2 separate regions of the Homo sapiens genome follow, and region 1 is linked to region 2. Evidence: read pairs that join two places in POLR2A ChIA-PET (ENCODE). Cell type or tissue: PC-9. All regions are shown on one strand. Each heading gives the region's core, and the rest is flanking DNA. Links, peaks and the distances in the headings are about the cores only.

Evidence for each region. Peaks named below come from ENCODE experiments on the same cell type or tissue, not always from the same donor. Only the 100,000 strongest peaks of a DNase experiment are listed, where the experiment ranks them.
Region 1: POLR2A ChIA-PET joins it to region 2 with 18 read pairs; 2 of 35 experiments call an interaction of 5 or more read pairs at or near these places.

Annotation. Positions count from the first base shown.
Region 1 is chr9:82,744,439-82,749,823 of GRCh38, reverse strand. All of the region lies in intron 2 of LOC107987087 (a long non-coding RNA gene), which reads right to left. It overlaps LOC124902188 (a long non-coding RNA gene), which reads left to right. Exons shown (of 3, transcript XR_007061608.1): 2 at 5,380-5,385. It also overlaps the pseudogene RPS6P12. Among named protein-coding and RNA genes, the nearest start is that of RASEF, 320 kb to the left of the region's middle. In PC-9, for the core only: no CTCF peak of the experiment used is centred there; no DNase peak of the experiment used is centred there.
Region 2 is chr9:82,808,999-82,814,383 of GRCh38, reverse strand. No RefSeq gene overlaps it. Among named protein-coding and RNA genes, the nearest start is that of RASEF, 250 kb to the left of the region's middle. In PC-9, for the core only: no CTCF peak of the experiment used is centred there; a DNase peak (open chromatin) is centred at 3,293; H3K27ac peaks cover 1,443 bases.

The DNA.
Region 1 (5,385 bases), core at 87-5,086, 64 kb after region 2:
ATGGGTGAGTGAGTGAGTGTGTGTGCAAGTTTTGAAAAATCAGTGAAAGGAAATAAATTCCAGGTTGGGGTTAAGGAGATGAGAAAAAGGTTTGGGCCCATGGGAGGGTAAGACCATAAACTGCAGTACGATGAGCCCAGGATTAGAGCTTCATGTGCCTTCTACCTGAGTGGACATGTGACTCTTAGGCCTTCTGGGACTTGCTAGCACTCATCTGGAGAAGAAAAGACTTAAAGGAATTGGAGTTTGAGCCAGACACCTAGAAATTAGAGAGCAGGGTGACCAGCTGCTGTGTTCCCTTGACTGAAAAGACAAGCATCATAGTTGCAGCTCAAAATAGTACACCAATCATATTGCAGCATATGAAATTATCTCAGAGTGGCTGGTTTTTCTTATGTTTATATGAAAAAATCAGCAACTATGCCTTTTTTTTGTTTGTTTTGAGACGGAGTCTCACTCTGTTGCCCAGGCTGGAGTGCAGTGGTGCGATCTCGGTTCACTGCAACTCTGCCTCCTGGGTTCACACCATTCTCCTGCCTCAGCCTCCCAAGTAGCTGGGACTACAGATGCCGCCACCATGCCTGGCTAACTTTTTTAATATTTTTAGTAGAGACGGGGTTTCACCGTGTAAGCCAGAATGATCTTGATCTCCTGATCTCGTGATCTGCCCAGAACTGTCCCAAAGTTCTGGGATTACAGGCGTGAGCCACCACGCCCCGCCGCAACTATGTCTTTTATATTCTCTCACATTCAGTAAAAAGAGGCTATTGAATGTATTTTATCTATATAAAGAAATGCATTTTATTTGTCAACTATTAAAATCATTATTTTAAAAAAGTATTTAAATATGGTTCATCATTCACGTTATGATGCTTGTTATATACTTTATAATACCCACATATAACTAGTATGAGATAAATGCATGTGCTGGTTTTACTACTAAGCAGCAGGAAGTTGTAATACTTAGAAATTCACACTTCAGGAGTAGTTACCTAGCATTGTATGAGAAAGATCACTCTTCAGAGGTAACTATTGAAGGCATGTTTTTTATCTGTATCTCTTATTTACATCGGTAGTTTTGTTAATCAGCATAATGAATAATAGAAATAGATTTTTATTGTAGAAACTGATAACTTCTTTTTTTTTTTTTTTTTTTTTGAGACTGAGTCTGGCTCTGTCCCCCAGGCTGGAGTGCAGTGGCGCGATGATCTCGGCTCACTGCAAGCTCCGCCTCCCAGATTCACGCCATTCTCCTGCCTCAGCCTCCCTAGTAGCTGGGACTACAGGGGCCCGCCACCACGCCTGGCTAATTTTTTGTATTTTTTAGTAGAGACAGGGTTTCACCGTGTTAGCCAGAATGGTCTCAATCTCCTGACCTCGTGATCCGCTGACCTTGGCCTCCCAAAGTGTTGGGATTACAGGCATGAGCCACTACGCCCGGCCAAAACTGACGACTTCTATTCAGTATAATCAGCATTCGAAATGAGCTGTCATTGGTAAAATTAATGGTATTTAAGAGATATGGGCTGGCTAAAATATTCAGGAGCACCTCAAAGGCCGGAGAGCTGGGACTTCTTCAGTTTTACACAACAGGTTGTATAACTTCTTAGTGTCAGCTTGCTAATGGATGTTTGGTTACTAAGTACCTGGGCCATTTTGCTAGGGCATGTTTGTTTAAGGCATGTCTGCATATGTGGCAGCATTTTGCCTGAGGCTTGGTCTGAGGACACAGAGAAGTAACTGTCCTTCCCCTACCTTAAGCATGTTGGCAGCTATTATTTTTTGAAAGCAAGTAATTAAGGGTTGTTCATGACCATTTTAAAATAACTTATTAAAAACTTATTTACATGCATTTTTCATTTTTATCAGTCTTCTTTCACTAGTCTATTGATAACTCTGGGGGGATAAAAAGGTCAGCCATTGGCCTTGGGAGCCATAAGTGACATCCACCTTTGGCAATTCTCTGGGTGACAATAGCTATCATTTTCCAATTTGGTTTCCTGATGCACTTCTGCCTGCTTAGACCCATCCCATTAGTCTCCATCTGTGGGGATACGAAGATTAACCTTACTCAGTGTTATGTTAGAGATTTGAATTGGAGATCAATTTCCTTTAGGGAAGGGACTATCAATCAATGTCAACCTTTTATTTATGCAACACCCACTGTATGCACAGTATTGTTCTAAGTTTTTTGGACAATTATCAAAATTACATACACTATAGACCATGGTCTCCCAAAACCCATGATCCACAGGGGCGCAGAAGATTGGGTGCATTTAATTTCATTATCCGAAAATAATCTTTAGTCACAGCTGCCTATGACTTCACTGCTGCGGGATCTAATTTGTGGTGGATCACATGTGCTTTAAACTTCTTTTCTTTCATTCCATTCTTCCTCCTTCCCTTCTTTTCTCTCTCCCTTCATCTTTTTCTTTTTTTATTTATTTTTTTCCCATTTCTCCCTCCCTTTCACCCTCCCCTTCTACCTTTCATTTGCTTATTTTTTTTTTTTTTTTGCCTGCAACTCTTTATTTAAGCATTTCCCTCAGATATTAAAGCTTTTAATTTACTGTTTTGTTTTCCCTTTCTTCACATCATGAAAGCTAAATGGGTTCATTTAAAAGTAAATGATCTCAGCTGGGGCACAGTTGCTCACGCCTGTAATCCCAGCACTTTGGGAGGCCAAGGCGGGCAGATCACGAGGTCAGGAGATCAAGACTATCCTGGCCAACATGGTGAAAGCCCGTCTCTAATAAAAAAAATACAAAAATTCATGCACCTGTAGTCCCAGCTACTCGGGAGGCTGAGGCAGGACATTTGCTTGAATCCAGGAGGCAGAGGCCACAGTGAGCCGAGATTGCGCCACTGCACTTCAGGCAACAGAGTGAGACTCCAACTCAAAAAAAAAAAAAAAGTTAATAGTCTCTTCTCTCCCAGAATATGACTGCTGGATGCTGGGTGTTGAGTACTTCTGTTACCATAACCTGAGTCCCAAGTTCTTTGACTCTCCTGTAAGTAGTAAACTAACATCAGGCCAAGCAGAAGTCTTCTCAGGCAAGGTTTAATAGGCTTGTGGATGGAGCAGCACCAGGGAGCTGCATGCAGGAAGGGGATCCTGGTGCTTGCTCCTGAGGGGCTCAGCTCCTGTCATTTTAAGGAAGTTAAGGCAGGAAAAAGGAGTGACGCATAAGCATGTTTGGATGGGGTCTTCTCTGCGCCTGTGCAGTGAGGTGTTGTGTCCTAACATGCATCCCATGTACAGAAGGGGGCAGATAAGCACCTCCTTGGGTGGTGATTTTAGTATTACGATGACATTATAATGAGGAAAAAGTTGGCGAAAGTCTGCGCTGGAGTGCCTCTTGTTGCCAGGCAGCTGGATCTGGTCAGTTCCATGTTGGGTCATGCCAGAGTCTCGCTTCAATCGCCTGGGAAGACGTCACTCAAGGACATCAGCGGTTGGTTTTACCTTTTATGGTTAGAGATTTGACCTGCTCCACTAAGTTAGGAGGGGACCCCACTTTCTGCTTTGTGATTTGGGTCAGTTTGTCAAGGGAGGCAGGAAGGTAGGGTAGGGACTATGTCGGGACGTGTGAAGCTCACTGGGATTTTTGCTAGTTGTGTCTCTGCCAGGATCAAGTTTCTTCCCTTTACTGTCTCATTTCCTCTTTCAGGCCATGCTAAAGGCAACTGGCCTTCACTGAACTTTAGTATATTTCCAAATAGCCTAGACAGACCTGAACCCTCCCATGCATGGAAGCTCATCTTACTACTGTAGGACTCAGGCATTTTGGGGTTTGAACCTTGGCTCTCACATCCTGATTCTATGGCATTGGATAAGGTGCCTGAATTCTCTCAACTCTAGTTTCTTCATCCATAAACTAGAGGCTGTGATCTTTACTCCATAGTATATAAAGGTATATAGAGTATTCCCCCCCACTTTGGTTATTGCCATAACTTCTGCCTTATTTTTAACCCAGTTCTTGGTTTCTGATCTTCCTGGACCCAACCCTGTACTGCACTGCACTGGGATGACCTGCCTGTGTTCATCCATCAGGTATTGGAGCCAGATGTGTCTCCTGATGTCAGCATTCCTGTCCCCATCAGAGCATCTGCGCTCCACCCAGCCCACCAATACACACAGGGCTGTAGTGATCCCAGAGGGTCTGGACTCTTTTGTAATTTGTACCGTGCACACCAGGGGCCCTGAATGCCAGGAGGATTTATTTTAGTTAAGAAGGTCAGGCCGGGCGCGGTGGCTCACGCCTGTAATCCCAGCACTTTGGGAGGCTGAGGCGGATGGATCACGAGGTCAGGAGATCGAGAGCATCCTGGCTAACATGGTGAAACCTCGTCTCTACTAAAAAATACAAAAAATTAGCCGGGCATGGTGGTGGGTGCCTGTAGTCCCAGCTACTTGGGAGGCTGAGGCAGGAGAATGGCATGAACCCGGGAGGCAGAGCTTGCAGTGAGCTGAGATCGCGCCACTGCACTCCAGCCTGGGTGACAGAGCAAGACTCCATCTAAAAAAAAAAAAAAAAAAAAAAAAAGAAGAAAAACAATTCTTCCTCCATTTTCTCTCAGTAGTTATAAATGTATATAATAACCTCCCCATAATATACTTAATATTACCTGTTTGGAAGGAGTTAGAAATCTGAGGCATCAAAGAGCTTAGGATTTTAGGACCTGGAATCAGAAAGACTGGCCTTCACATCCTGGCTTTGTTTTTCAGTAGCTATGTGAATTTGGGGGCATTTTAACAGTTTTGAGCCTTAGTTTCAACCCGATCTATTTATCTAAAGGTAGCAGTTTCCTTGTGGAGTTATAGAATGGTCTGGGACATTGGAGACATAGATTCAGATCTTGCCTCTACTGTTAATGGAATGAACAATTTTGAGAAAAATCTCACTATCCTTCTGTTTCTGTTTCCTCATATATAAAATTTGGAAAATAATGCACAGAGAATTGTGGTAAAGATTAATGAGGCAAGCTCTTTTTCGTGGCACCTTGGGGGTGATCAGCTGTTTCAGAAGGAAGCTGCACATTTCCTTCCCAGCTACTGGCTGCCAGAAGTTCATTGAAGTAGATAATGACAGCAAACCTCATACCTTTGTGAGAAGCGTATGGCCACAGAAATTGCTGCTGACACTCTGAGTGAAGAATAGAAGGGTTATGTGTACAAAATCAGTAGTGGGAAAAAACAAACAAGTTTTCCTCATGAAGCAGGGTACCTTGACCATGGCCATGTCTGCCTGCTGCTGAGCAGGGGCATTCCTGTAATAGACCAAGGAGGACTTGGGAAAGGAGGTGCTAATCTGTTCTGGGTTTATTGTGGACGCCAATCTGTGTGTTCTCACTTTGGTTATTTTTTTTTTTTTTAAGGAGGAA
Region 2 (5,385 bases), core at 171-5,170:
ATCTCACACTCTAAGACTCTGGTTAGCATATAGGAACACAGGTACTTAGACATGACACCTTTATGTCACACTAAATTTTCATTTATTCTCACATCCCTTCTCTTTCATTGATCTGTCTGCCTCTTCCTGCATTCTTTCCTATTGTAACTTTACAGTGTATTTTAATATCTAAAATATCAGAGTCTTGCTATTTATTCTTCTTTTTCAGAATTTTACTGAATTATTTCTTATGCTTATACTTGCGTTTTTGAATCACTTTGTCAAGTATCCTGACCTCTTTATAATATCTATCTGACCATTGGCTGCCTGTCTTAGGCATGAATGGGTGGGATAAACTGTGATAGCAAACAACTCCCAAATCTAAGCAGGTTAACACAACAGAATTTAATGTTTTTCTCAGAGTCTATGCCCCATATGGGTGGGTATGAGTGGGGCAGGAGAGAGGATTTCTCCACAGAATTACTCAGCAGGCTGACCTAGGCTTCAACACTTTATAGCGCCACCACCTAGAAAATGCCACCTTCTCAGTGCCCTAGTCACCAGAACAGTGGGAGAGCAGCTGGAGAACTGTGTGTGGGTTAAAGAGACACATGTATTGTCTACCATAATGGAAATGTACTAGAATCTGCACTCTACAGTGCAGTAGCCATTTGTTTTGTGTGGCTATTGAATGCTTGGAACGTGGCTAATGTGACTGATGAATTGAATTTTGAATTTGGGGAAAATATTAATTTAATTTTCAAAATAAATAACCACATGTGGCTAGTGGCTACCTTATGGGAGAGCATAGGTCTGGAACTTGTCACCTAGTCATACCTCACCTCGGGGGAGCTGGGAGTGGAGAGGAGTAAACGGTGTTTTTGAGGAGTTTTATTATTTCCTCCTAGACTCCCAGAACAAAACACCAAACACACATGTACACGTGCACGCACACTCCCACTGGGAATTTCATTGTGATTTTAGCAAAATCATATTTAATCTTTTTTGAAGTTTTTTATTTTTAAATAAAAATATATTAAGATGTAATTCACATACCTTACAATTTGTGTATTCCAAGTGAACGATACAATTTTTTTTTAATATACTCACATGTACATGAAGCCAACATCAGAGTCAATTTTAGAATATTTTTATCACCTCAGAAAGAAATCTTATACCCTTAAGCTGTTACCCTCCTATTTTCCCCACCCTATCCTCCAGAGCTAAGTAATCAGTTGCCTACTTTGTCTCTAGATTTTCCTGTACTGGACATTTTATATAAATAAAATCATATATGTGGACTTTACTTAGCATAATGTGTTTAAGGTTCTTTTACTTAGCATAATGTCTTCAGGGTTCAACCAAGTTGTAGCATAACTTAATACTTCATTCCTCTTTATGGCCATCATAAGTTTTAAAATTTTTATCTTAAGATACTGTGGTTTTTTTTTTAAACTTTAACTTTAGGTTCAGGGGAACGTGTCCAGATTTGTTACACAGGTAATTTTCAGGTCACAGGGATTTGGTGTGCAAATTATTTCATAACCTAGGTAATAAGCATAGTACCCGATAAATAGGTTTTTGGTCCTCACCCTCCCCTCCCAGCTTCCATCCACAAGTAGGCCCCAGTGTCTGTTGTTCCTTTCTTTGTGGCCATGTGTACTCAATGTTTGGCTCCCACTTATAGGTGAGAACATGCAGTATTTGGTTTTCTATTCCTGCATTAGTTTGCTTAAGATAATGACCTCCAGCTCCATTCATGCTTTGCAAAGGATATGATCTTTTTCTTTTGTATGGCTGTGTAGTATTCCATGGTGTATATGTACTACTTTTTCTTTTTTCAGTCTATCATTGGGCATGTAGGTTAATTCCATGTCTTTGCTATTGTGAATAATGCTGCAATGAACATAACGTGTGCATGTGTCTTTATGGTAGAATGATTTACATTCATTTGGGTATATACCCAGTAATGGGATTGCTAGGTTGAATGGTAGTTCTGTTTTAAATTCTTTGAGAAATCTCCAAACTGCTTTCCACAGTGGATGAATTTACACTCCCACCAGCAGTGTATAAGCATTTCCTTTTCTCCACAGCCTCACCAGAATCTGTTATTTTTGACTTTTAATAATAGCCATTTTGGCTGGTGTGAGGTATTATCTCATTGTAGTTTTAATTTGCATTTCTCTGGTGATTAGTGATGTTGTATATTTTTTCATACGCTGCTGGCCACATGTATGTCTTCTTTTGAGTAGTGTCTGTTCACGTCCTTTGCCCACTTTTAAATGAGGTTGTTTGTTTTTTGCTTGTTACTTTAAGTTCCTTATAGATTCTGGATATTAGACCTTTGTCAGATGCATAGTTTGCAAATATTTTCTCCCATCTGTAGGTTATCTGTTTACTCTGTTGATAGTTTCTTTTGCTGTGCAGAAGCTCTTTAGTTTAATTAGGTTCTACTTGTCAATTTTTGTTTGTTGTTGCAATTACTTTTGGTGTCTTTGTCATGAAATCTTTGCCAGGACCTATGTCCAGAATGGTATTTCCTAGGTTATCTTCCAGGGTTTTTATAGTTTTAGGTTTTACATGTAAATCTTCCATTAATCTTGAGTTGATTTTTGTATATGGTGTAAGCAGGGCATTCAATCTTCTGCATATGGCTAACCAGTTATCCCATCACCGTTTGTTGAATAGAAAGTCCTTTCCCCATTGCTTTTTTTCATCAAATTTATTGAAGATCAGATAGTTAGAGGTATTCAACTTTATTTCTGGGCTCTCTATTCTGTTCTGTTGGTTCAGATGTCTGCTTTTGTACCAATACTATGCTGTTTTTGTTACAGGACAGATAAATATGTTACAGGAAAGAGGTCCCGATCCAGAACCCAAGAGAGGGTTCTTGGATTTCACGCAAGAAAGAATTCAGGGAGAGTCTGCAGAGCAAAGTGAAAGCAAGTCTATTAAAAAAGTAAAGGAACAAAAGAATGGCTACTCCATAGACAGAGCAGCCCTGAGTGCTGCCGGTTGCCCATTTTTATGGTTATTTCTTAATGACATGCTAAATAAGGGGTGGATTATTCATGCTTCCCCTTTTTAGAGCATATAGGGTAACTTCCTGACATTGCCATGGCATTTGTAAACTGTCATGGCACTGATGGGAGTGTAGTAGTGAGGATGGCCAGAGGTCACTCTTGTGGCCATCTTGGTTTTTGGTTGGTTAGAGCCGGCTTCTCTACTGCAACCTGTTTCATCAGCATGGTCTCTATGACTCATACCTTGTGCTGACATCCTGTTTCATGCTGTGACTTAGAATGCCTTAATTGTCTGGGAATGCAGCCCAACAGGTTCCAGCCTCATTTTACCCAGCTCCTAATCAAGATGGAGTTGTTCTGGTTCACATGCCTCTGACATTTTGGTTGCTGTAGCCTTGCAGTATAGTTTGAAGTCTGGTAATGTGATACCTTCAGCTTTGTTCTTTTTGCTTAGGATTGTTTAACCTTTTAAATATAGAGTTTTCCTGTTCAAGTACAAGGTATAACTTCCCATTTATTCCAGCATTCCTTTGTTTCTAAGCCATGTTTATTGATTTTTCTAAATCTAAATTCTGTATATTTCTTTTGGAGCTGACTTTTGAGCTAGGAAGACCAGTATTAGAATTTTAGCTCTTCTATTTGTCTTAAACTAATGTAACCTCTACTTACCTCAAAAAAGTTATGTAACCTCTTTAATTCTCAGTTCCTCCATTTATAAAATTTGGAGAAAAGTACCCATATACCCAATACTATCACTATTGCTGCTGCTAATATTATTGCCACTATTATTCCTTTTCCTATTATGACTACTATCTTATTAATATTGAATGATCATAATCATTATTTTATTATTATTATTATCATTATTATTATTAGGTAGAAAGCACCTTACGTGGATAATATTATTTAGTTTACACAAGAACCAAATGAAATTAGTGAATTTAAATCTGATAAAAATGTAGTTAGCACAACAGTTTATGTTATGTACTCAAGACAGCTTCAGTGTCATTGCTATTGTTACTATTAACATCAACATCATGATCATCATATTATCATTATTATCATGACCATCAGAATCGTCATTACTACCATCACCATCCTCAATTGCAGTTGCCTCCTTAATATCCCTTCCACCTTATCCCATCATGAAGGAGTGGGTTGGGTTTACTCCCTGACTCCAAAGGAGGATAATTCTACCCAATGGCTACGATGACAGGTTCAGGATGGGCACATAATCCAAGTCAAAGCCAATTAAAACATGCAATGCCCTCAGTCACTATGATTTGTTGATAAGTTTGTGACCCAAGGTGAGCAATTACAGAGAGCCCAGAACTTTTGTTTAGTGGGTGAAGGAGAGATTATCTTTCCTGTGTGGCATAAAAGAAAAAGGAAACCAACAGATAGAAACAGGATAATTATTAACACTATGCCACTATATTGGACATCACTTGAAGGCTGCTCTACTCCTGAACATTTTGGGTATATAAGTCAACAAATTCACTTTATTGTTTACGGTTGTTTTTTTTTCATGTACTACTACTAAATAAATGTGATTGAAATAATGAACATTCTTCTCATAATTCCTTAAATGTGTTAGTTGTGTATTTTCAACATACTGGGAAGCTATATATAGTGATTCCATAATCTCTTTGACATTGGACATCTTATCAAATTCTATTTGTATTACTTTTTCAGATGATTATTTTGGGATTTTATAGGCATATAATAAAGTAATTTAAAAATAACACAATACTTGCCTTGTCTTTTTTAAATTAAATATTTTATCTTTCTTAATTAGTAATTGTTAAAAAAAGGTAAAACAATAATGGTGATAACAAACATTCTTCCCTTATTTTTGCTGTTAATGGGCCCTGGTTGAGGTATACCACCTTAAATAAATATTCTCATTTTCCCATTTTCTTAAAGTTTTTGATAGCAGATAGCAGGTCCAGAAAAATATAATTCCTTCAAAGTGGCTAATCAGAAAATAACAAAGAGACCATATAAAACTTCCTACAGCAAAAATACAGCAGAATGAGACATAAAGGAAACCGAAAGAGAAGGGGAAAAAAAAGAGAAAATAGTTGCTTGACAGAACTTAGAAATGAATTAGAAGAGTAAGGAAGCTATATGGCAAAAAAAACTTAAATCAACAAAGTGGATGACAGGCTTAAGAGAATTAGAAAAAAGCCAGAAGAGAATAAAGAAATATAAGAAATTTTGGAGGAAATTATAGACTATAACAAACAGTACAGAAAACCAAAATATGTATACTGGCTGTGTCTGCAAAAGAAAAAGAGGATCAATGAAGGAACTCCCCTCCCAAAAAAATTAAAAAAAAAAGAGAGAAAAAAATGTTGCTTTAAAGATGAAAGAATGAATC